Regions from separate parts of the Mus musculus genome. Here all the other regions are linked to region 1. The links are chromatin contacts, found by Hi-C or POLR2A ChIA-PET in ENCODE. All regions are on one chromosome and are shown on one strand. The core of a region is the stretch at or near the end of the contact, and the rest is flanking DNA. Distances in the headings are between cores, read along the strand shown.

Region 1 (2,611 bases), core at 29-2,528:
GCTGTTCTTGCAGTAGACCTGGATTCAGATCTCAGCACCCACACCCCCTCGCTCACAACAGTCTCTAACTCCAGTTCCAGAGAATCCAGCGCCCTCTTCTGGTCTCTGCAGGAACTGCATGTTCACGATGCACATGCATGCTGACAAAATACTCATATACATAAAAAATAAAATAAATCACTAAAAAGAATTAAGATGGTAAACATTTAAAATATATGTGCTTATATCTTTAGTTAAGCTGCCTGCGATGCTACACCAAATCTCAGCTACTCAAGGCATCTGAGCCAGGAAAATCGTTTGATTCCTGGAGTTGGAGACCAGCACCGGCAACACAACTTTTTACCCTTAAAAGAGTTAAAACCCAAGAAACAAATACAATAACCCTTTAGAATTATGACAGGGCAGAGAAGGCAGGCACTTAGTAGCACAGTGCTTGCTTAGAATGTGCAAGGTCCTGGGTTCCATTATCAGTAAAATACAAATATAAAAATAAAAATTACTATAGATCATGAACCATGCAAGACAGGGTTGGTTCCCAACTAAGCTGAATTTCAGTGGAAATTAGACGTTAAAATCATATGGAAAAATCAAACGGAAAGACTCTGGAAGTCGTCTCCACCCCTCCTCCAAACCAATCAACAAATTACACCAAAACACAACAAACCAAAAGCTGACTCAAGGAAGGGGTAGACCTTCCTGGAAAAAACACTTAGACTATCAAATAATATGATGCTGACCCAAAAGTTGAAGAGTGAGAATCAGCGAATAATGTTCCTACATGAACAGGATGTGTGGAAGTTGAGGCCAGCATCGACTCGGACAGGAAGGCCCGTTTATGGAACCGGGAGGTCGGGGTGGGGGTGGGAACCCGCTCAAAGGGCAAACCCAAACCACGGTGAAGGTAAGGGCAAAAGAAGAGGTGGGCTTGTCAGTCACATGGTGAGTTGGAGCGGTCCGGAGGGCCAGTGTTAAGGCTGAGGAGACAGAGTGGCCCAAGGTATGTTGAAAGGGAGCTCTCAGGGGTCTCCCAATGCCCTGGAGTGTGGCTCCATCGACGCCCGCGCGCAGCGGATCTCCAGCTCCAGGCGGGCGCGGACTAGGTGAGGACAGGCTACAGGGTATCTGGGGACTGGGTGATGGATGACTCTGTCTCCCCGGATTCCCAAAGGAGCCCGGCGAGGGGCGCCGAGCTGTCTGCGGTCTCGCGGAGGCCCCGGGCTTCCCCGCGGTGGGCGGTGGATGGGTAGGGGCCCGGGGCGCGGGGTGGTGGCGAGGGGCGGGGCGGGGCGCTGCCCCGGGCGGGGGCGGCGCGATGCGGAAGTGCGGGGCGGGCTGGGCGACCCGCGGGCGGTGCAGCTCGGCGAGAGCTCAGCTCGGCCGCAGCGCCAGGCCGGGGCTCCAGGCTCCCCGCGGGCGCACAGCAAACAGGTAGGTCCCGGGGCTGTGGGCTGTGTTGGGCTCCTCGCCCCGAGGGCGGTGGGAACAGCCCCGGGCTTCAGCCAAGCCACGGCTCCGACCCACGGCGACCTGCACGCCCCGGGCACCTGCCAACGGGGCCAGCGGGGTCGGGATCCCGCTCCTCCGCGGTGGGCGATGATCGAAGGCGGCGCCGGGCCAGCGCGAATGGCTCCAAGGCGCTCCGCACCAGGCCAGCTCGGAGTGCCGGGCTCCGGCCGCCAACGTTCGCATGCTCGGGGAAAGTCCCAAGGGCCCAGTGGACATCCCCACTGCGCCTCGCCAGGGTCAAGGATGCCAAGCGCCCTGTCACAGTCTGGCGGGGACCAGGGAGGAGCGAGTTTCCGACCCCGACCCTGTCGGCACACAGCTCGTCTCTCCTCCCCGGCCACACCTCACTTTTTCGACTAAAGAGGTTGAGGTGTCAAGCAGCGATCCCTCCCAAGGATCTTAAAGCCAAGGACAGGAATCTGTGGGAATAGAGTTTGAGGGGAGACGTTGTCAAATAGAGGCTCTGCTCCTTGACTCGTAGCTCAAAAGGGGACGACGATTTATTCTTAGCTGTTGAGAAGAATCGGGGCGGGGGCTGATTAATGCTTGGTCTAGTTTCTTGACGGCCTGCCCCTAAACTTAAGAAGTAACAACTTAGAATCTGAACGTGAAGGGAAAGTGTAGTTGGGCCGAAACGCAGGCGGAGAGATGTCCCGGGCCAGTATTCGCCCTCGGTGCAGATGTCTCCCAGACTCCAGGTGTCTCTCGAACCTCCAGAGGACCCAGAGCGGGTACCTAGTAGCAGGGGTGGAAGTGGGGGCTTTCTTGGCCTCCTCCTGGCATAGCAAGGCGGACACGTCCCGGTCCAGAGGAGCGGACCAGGAACGGACACTAAGCCAGTAACCCCGCGATGACTCCAGGGGCTGACCCAGGTTCCTTCCCACCCCCACCCCCCTTCCCTCCGCGTTATGCCCCGGGTGGAGTCTGCCGGGATGATCAGGAGGGAACGACCTGGCCTGAACTCCAAAGTGAGGATAAGTGATCAGGACCAGAAAGGATGTGGACGGGGCTGACGGAGGCTGGAGAGGCTAAAAGCCTCGCATGAGGACCTGTGTGATACAGTACAGCATTCGCCCTCTCTACTCCCTAAGCTCCTGGCTAAAGT
Region 2 (2,611 bases), core at 40-2,539, 59 kb before region 1:
CAATCTTCTTGCTTCAAACCTCCTAAGTGCTAGGATTGTTTCTATGCAATTATCTAAATTTAGGAACTAACATGAGGCCTTGCTTGGTTTCTACAGCACTACATAGTGTCATCATTCATTTGCCTATTTCTTTGGTAATTTAATATATATTCAGTAATTGTTAGCCATGTCATAGTTAGCATGCATGTGTACATCATACCGATTCAGACCTTGACCTTCCAGCTAGGAAATACCTGTTCTTGGACAGTTATGGTAGCCTATGTCTGTAATCCCAGACTGAGGCAAGAGTTGAAACAAACAAATGGACAGGAAATAGTGGTGCATTTCTGTAGTCCCAGCATTCAGGAGGATGATGCAGTAGGACCACTGGCTGCAAGTTCAAGGCCAACCTAGTCTACATTCTGAGTTCCAGGCCAGAAAAGGCTACATATAGCAGGTTTCAAAAAACAAACTACCAAATAAAACCAAAAAAAGGGGGTAGGTAGTTTGGCCTAATCCTAATATTTGGATAAATCTTTTTATAAGATTTATTTATTTCATATATGTGGGTACACTGACACTGTCTTCAGATGGTTGTGAGCCACCATGTGGTTGCTGGGAATTGACCTCAGGACCTCTAGTAGAGCAGTCAGTGCTCTTAACCACCTAGCCATCTTCCAGCCCTGAGACCTATCTTTAAAAAAAAAAAAGCACTGGGTTGACCAGATGAACCTCAAGGTGACTCTCATAGGGTGTATTATGACCTCACAAACTTGTGGCCTGCTCCACTGCCACACTACACCTGCCTCCGAAATCACAAATGTAACAACAAAAAGATGTTTTTTTTTTTTAAGTCAAACAAATCAAGCACACACTGTTCTGTTTTGTGTAATGGCGCAGGCCTATAATACCAGCATTCGGAAAGTAGAAGCAATAGGATCTATCCTCTTCTACACTGCAAGTTCAAGTCCGGCCTGAGATAGGTAACCATCTGTCTCAAAAAAGCCAAAACCAAACTAACGTACACTGAAAAGAAAGAAAAAAAAAGTATGTCCCCTAAAGTCTCGGTCTCTAATAACACTAGGTTCAAAAGGCATTTCTTCCAAGAGAGAAGAAATTAAGGACAGAATGCCAGAGAGAGGCCTGTGACGCTCAGCCTTCTGGGAGACGTAGTTCTGTGGTTTGTGTTTCTGGCCTCTATGGCGCAAGAGTACGCAGATTAAGCGGAGTTCCTGCTAAATGCGCATGCCCGGGAGGCGGGGAACTGCGCATGACTGAAGGGCGGGGTCTCTGCGGGGGCGGGGCATCACAGGTGTTTGGGAAGCGCTCTGCCCGGCGGACAGGATGGCGGGCAGAGGTAAGCTAATCGCGGTGATTGGAGACGAGGACACGGTGACTGGTTTCCTGTTGGGCGGCATAGGGGAGCTAAACAAGAACCGCCACCCTAATTTCCTGGTAGTGGAGAAGGATACCACCATCAATGAGATCGAAGACACTTTCAGGTACGGTAGCCTGTTAGGCCTAAATGGGTCCTTCCGCTTGCTACAAGCACGGGGAGAATTGGTGGCCTGATAACCTGGGTGTCACGTGGTGATGGGGACCGGGATGGTCCCGGAAGTCGTCTGTCCACCCTGAGCAGGGGCCTCCGCCATCTAAGTTCCCTTTTGGGGCTCAGTGGGGTCCGGCCTACCGCAGGTCCACGAACTTTCCCCATCACATGATTGTGTGTCAGTTTAGGAGGGGAGTGGAGCTTATGGTCTGCACCAGCTGTAATTGGACGCCTGGAGCCTCTTGCCAGTGCTGACCGGCTTGTTCAGCCCTCTTCCGGGGTCTCTGTAGCGTATTCTCTGAACCTTAGTCTTTTCGACTAAGAAAACTAACCACCTCCAGCGTAGGTCCGGACAGTGGGCGCGTGTGTGTGTGTGTGTGTGTGTGTGTGTGTGTGTGTATACGCTTCATTTATCTTAGAGGCTTACAATTGTCCTGTAAGGTACTGGTTATTCCCAGTTACTAGTGAGAAAAATAAAGGACAATTGGTTAGGGCACAGGCACATTAGCCATAGGAGGCAGAACCCAGGTCAACTCTTTCTTTTTAATTACGGCGTTTGTGTGTGTCCGTGGGTAGGTGTGCACACATGGAGGTCAGAAGACAACTTGTGGAGTCAGTTTTCTTTCCATGGGCTTTGAGGATTGAACTCAAGTAACAGGGCTTGGATAACAAGCAGCTTTACCTGTGTCTTCTAAGTTACTACCCACTCTGTTTATTCAGCTCCCTGCAGTCTGCCATGGGGCTTCCATTTGTCTTGCGCACAATAAGCAAAACATCTGGGAAGTATGGCCTTCCCCAAAGACTTTGTACTTCAGATCTTCACATCATACCCTGGGTCGTAGTTTTTAAAACTGGGTGCAGGCATTCCTTTTAAGCCAGAAAGTGCACTGTTGACTAGAATTGAGGGTGCCAACTCTCTATTTTTTTTCCTCATTCCTTTTCTAGAATTACTATGCCAAATCTCAGGAATAAACTGCCCTCACCTGTTTCCCCTAAATAGCCCAGTCCAGGGATGCTGGCTGAGACTAGTTCCCACAGCCTGGAGCGTGGCAGGCTCTGACCTGGGAGACTGATCTCTTAGCA
Region 3 (2,611 bases), core at 44-2,543, 41 kb before region 1:
CCAAACGAAGCCTCTGTGGGCAGGAGCCTCCCATCCGGACCCTGCAGATCATCCTGGGCAAAGCCATTGAAGTTCCCACAGAGACCACAAGTCTGGCCCCGGTAGGAGCTGGGAACTCTCACCTCCACCTGGGATTGCCCGTCCCACAGCACCTGTGCAAAGAGGCTTGGGACTAGGGAGGGGGAAGGACGGAGACCCCAAGGAGTTCACGAGCTAATTTGATAGTCTCCCTGCTGTGGGATGGACAGGTGCACTGTGGGATGGAAGGGCCACTTCCCTAGCCTGTGTACCTTGTTATACAGCCTGACCAAATGCTCGTGGGAGAGCTGCCCACTGCATCTTTCAACTGGACTCCAGGTGGAACAAAACCCTCTTCCTGAGAATCACTGCCCTGGGGCCTTAAGGAAGGTACAACGCCATCAGAGTTTGGATCAAGTGCACACAGCTTGGGGTTGTAAGTTATGGCTCGGGCTGCGAGCAAGAGATCATCATTTTCCCACATGGGAGGTGGGAGAGTCCTCAGAACACCTTGACTGCCTCCTGATCCCCACCGACTTTATACTTTCTCACCCCTGCCTTCTCCTCCTCCTACCAGGCAGACGCGTTGGAAGTTACAGAAGCGTTAGAAGTGCTGAGGTGCCAGGACCACCCTGTTTTGCCCTCTGTCTATACCTGAAGCCCAGGCTGGGCATGCAGGATCACAGTGTGACCACGAAGCTCAATGTACAGCAGTGGCTCCCGGAGGAAGGGCAAGGTCACTGTGTGCTGGTCCACCTGGAAAAGGGGGAGGGGGAGGGGAAGGAAGGGGCCATGTCGGATCAGACAGGTGAACTGTGTAGCACTGACCTTCCCTGGGTCCTTAGCTCACCATGACTGTCCTGCCCTGCAGCAGCCTCACAGCCACGGTTCCCAACAGCACTGCTACCTCTTGGGTCCAGGCCACACCCCTCCGGCCCCGGTCATCATTAGTCACGTGCACACTAAGAGGAGGAAGGGCCCGGGTGCCAGAGGTCAGAGGTGCCAGGTTAAGGTGTCACGGAGTAGAGAAAGGGGTTCGTACCTGAAGTCCTCGCCGTGGCAGTCCTTGGCCAGCACGTAGCTGCAGCTGCCTTGGAAGTGCAACAGGCGGCCATCGAAGGTGCGGTAATGGGGGTCTCCGAAGGCCATGCAGGAAGCCGGCCGGGGCAAACAGCGGAGACAGCAGCTGCCGGGACTCAGGGCAGGGACCTCATCCTGGCCCCCGACCCAAACAGATTCAGTCACAGGACACTTCCCCTGTCAAGTCTCAGCCCTCTGGTGGTCTCACTGATCCCTTGAACCCAGGTTCACCCCCTGGTGGTCACTCCAGGAACAGCACCAGCCCTGGCTCCGCTAGTAGTTCATGGATGGCAACAGAAACCCAAAGCCCCTCTCATCGCTCTGGGGAGGCAGTGCCCTTGTGCCCTAGTCCTACCACCTTGAACCAAGGCACTCACCCGGCTACATGCGAGCTTCCTGCAGCGCTGGGTCTGGCAGTGCACAGTACCAGCCACACAGGAGCAGCTGGTGCAGGCATCCACTGCCCACTGTTCTCCAGAGGCCACCCAGCGACCCTGATGCATGCATGACTGGGTAGGGTCTGAGGAGAAACGAGACAGGTTCAGTACCCTGCCCAAACACAGCAGTGTTTCTGGACAGACATCCATTTCTCCTTCTTAGACTGTGTGGTGGAGGATATCAGCTGGAGAGTGATGGCTGGAGAGTCGGCAGGACCCCAGCAACACTTGAATAACCTGCACCTGCCACTCGTGATCTGAGGAACGTCGGGCAAAGGGAGGTGGGTCTAGCATCCACCAGCAAATATGGCCCATGTGGGTGGCAGAGGCATTGTTCTGCTGGACAAGGAGTTGAGGCCAGGCTCCATTTCCACCTGCACTGTTGGGTGTTCTTGTAGGGCCAACAGAGAGGACTTAGCTATGTTACTCTTCCTCCATCAACACATCCCTCCCCTTGGCACTGCTTGAGGACCATGCCAGCTTTAAGCACCTTTAGCCATAAGGACAGGAGAGCTCTTGGCTCTTCTCAAGGTACACTCCACATGGTCCTAAAGACAGATGTCATTGTAGAGGGATTTCCCACAGGAGCCAGGCTGTGGTGATTTGAGTGAAAATGCACCCCCCCATAGAATGACAGGGAGTGGCATTATTAGAGGTGTGGCCTTGCTGGAGGAAGTGCGCCATGGGGGGTGGGGGTGGGGTTAAGGTTTTACAAGCAAGACCCAGTGTGACTCTCTCTTCCAGCTGCCTGTAGATTCAGATGTAGAACTCTCAGCCTCTTCTCCAGCCCTGTGACTGCCTGCAGGCCACCATGCTTCCTGCCACGATGATAATGGCCTAAACCTCTGAACCTGTAAGCCAGCCCCAATTATTTTCCTTTATAACAGTTGCCACAGTCATGAGAGCTCTTCACAGCAAAAGAAACCCTAACTAAGACCCAGGCCATGACCTGCAATCTCTGTGGCCTTCTGAGTAGGGCCTTAGGCAGTGCCTCTTTCACAGTTCCTCTGCCCCAGAAGAACACCCAACAGCGCAGGTGGGCATGAAGCCCGGGCCTCAACTCCTTGCCAGGACAA

The links. Hi-C counts contacts between places; a loop is a spot of excess contacts on that map. ChIA-PET counts read pairs that join two places held with the same protein, here RNA polymerase II (POLR2A).
Region 2: a loop to region 1 is called in a map of v-Abl transformed pro-B cells, with 1.8 times the contacts of the local background. The contact joins the promoter of Atp6v1f here to the promoter of Irf5 in region 1. A Hi-C loop is called at or near these places in 1 of 37 maps with a recorded cell type or tissue (v-Abl transformed pro-B cells). POLR2A ChIA-PET finds 5 or more read pairs at or near these places in 1 of 5 experiments (embryonic stem cell).
Region 3: a map of mouse embryonic stem cell shows a loop between it and region 1 (2.6-fold over the local background). The contact joins the enhancer-like site here to the promoter of Irf5 in region 1. A Hi-C loop is called at or near these places in 1 of 37 maps with a recorded cell type or tissue (mouse embryonic stem cell). POLR2A ChIA-PET finds 5 or more read pairs at or near these places in 1 of 5 experiments (embryonic stem cell).

What each region holds. Positions count from the first base shown.
Region 1 is chr6:29,525,347-29,527,957 of GRCm38, forward strand. Irf5 (interferon regulatory factor 5) reads left to right here and starts at 1,279. Exons shown (of 9, transcript NM_012057.4): 1 at 1,279-1,428.
Region 2 is chr6:29,466,494-29,469,104 of GRCm38, forward strand. It overlaps Atp6v1f (ATPase, H+ transporting, lysosomal V1 subunit F), which reads left to right and starts at 1,290. Exons shown (of 2, transcript NM_025381.2): 1 at 1,290-1,481. The coding sequence starts at 1,324.
Region 3 is chr6:29,483,943-29,486,553 of GRCm38, forward strand. It overlaps Kcp (kielin/chordin-like protein), which reads right to left. Exons shown (of 38, transcript NM_001029985.4): 32 at 1,476-1,618; 33 at 1,061-1,233; 34 at 869-980; 35 at 673-774; 36 at 1-152. Among named protein-coding and RNA genes, the nearest start is that of Atp6v1fnb, 14 kb to the left of the region's middle. Within about 2 kb of position 1,294, at least 1 of the 3 ENCODE cell types and tissues checked has a DNase peak (open chromatin) inside an H3K27ac peak, as active enhancers do.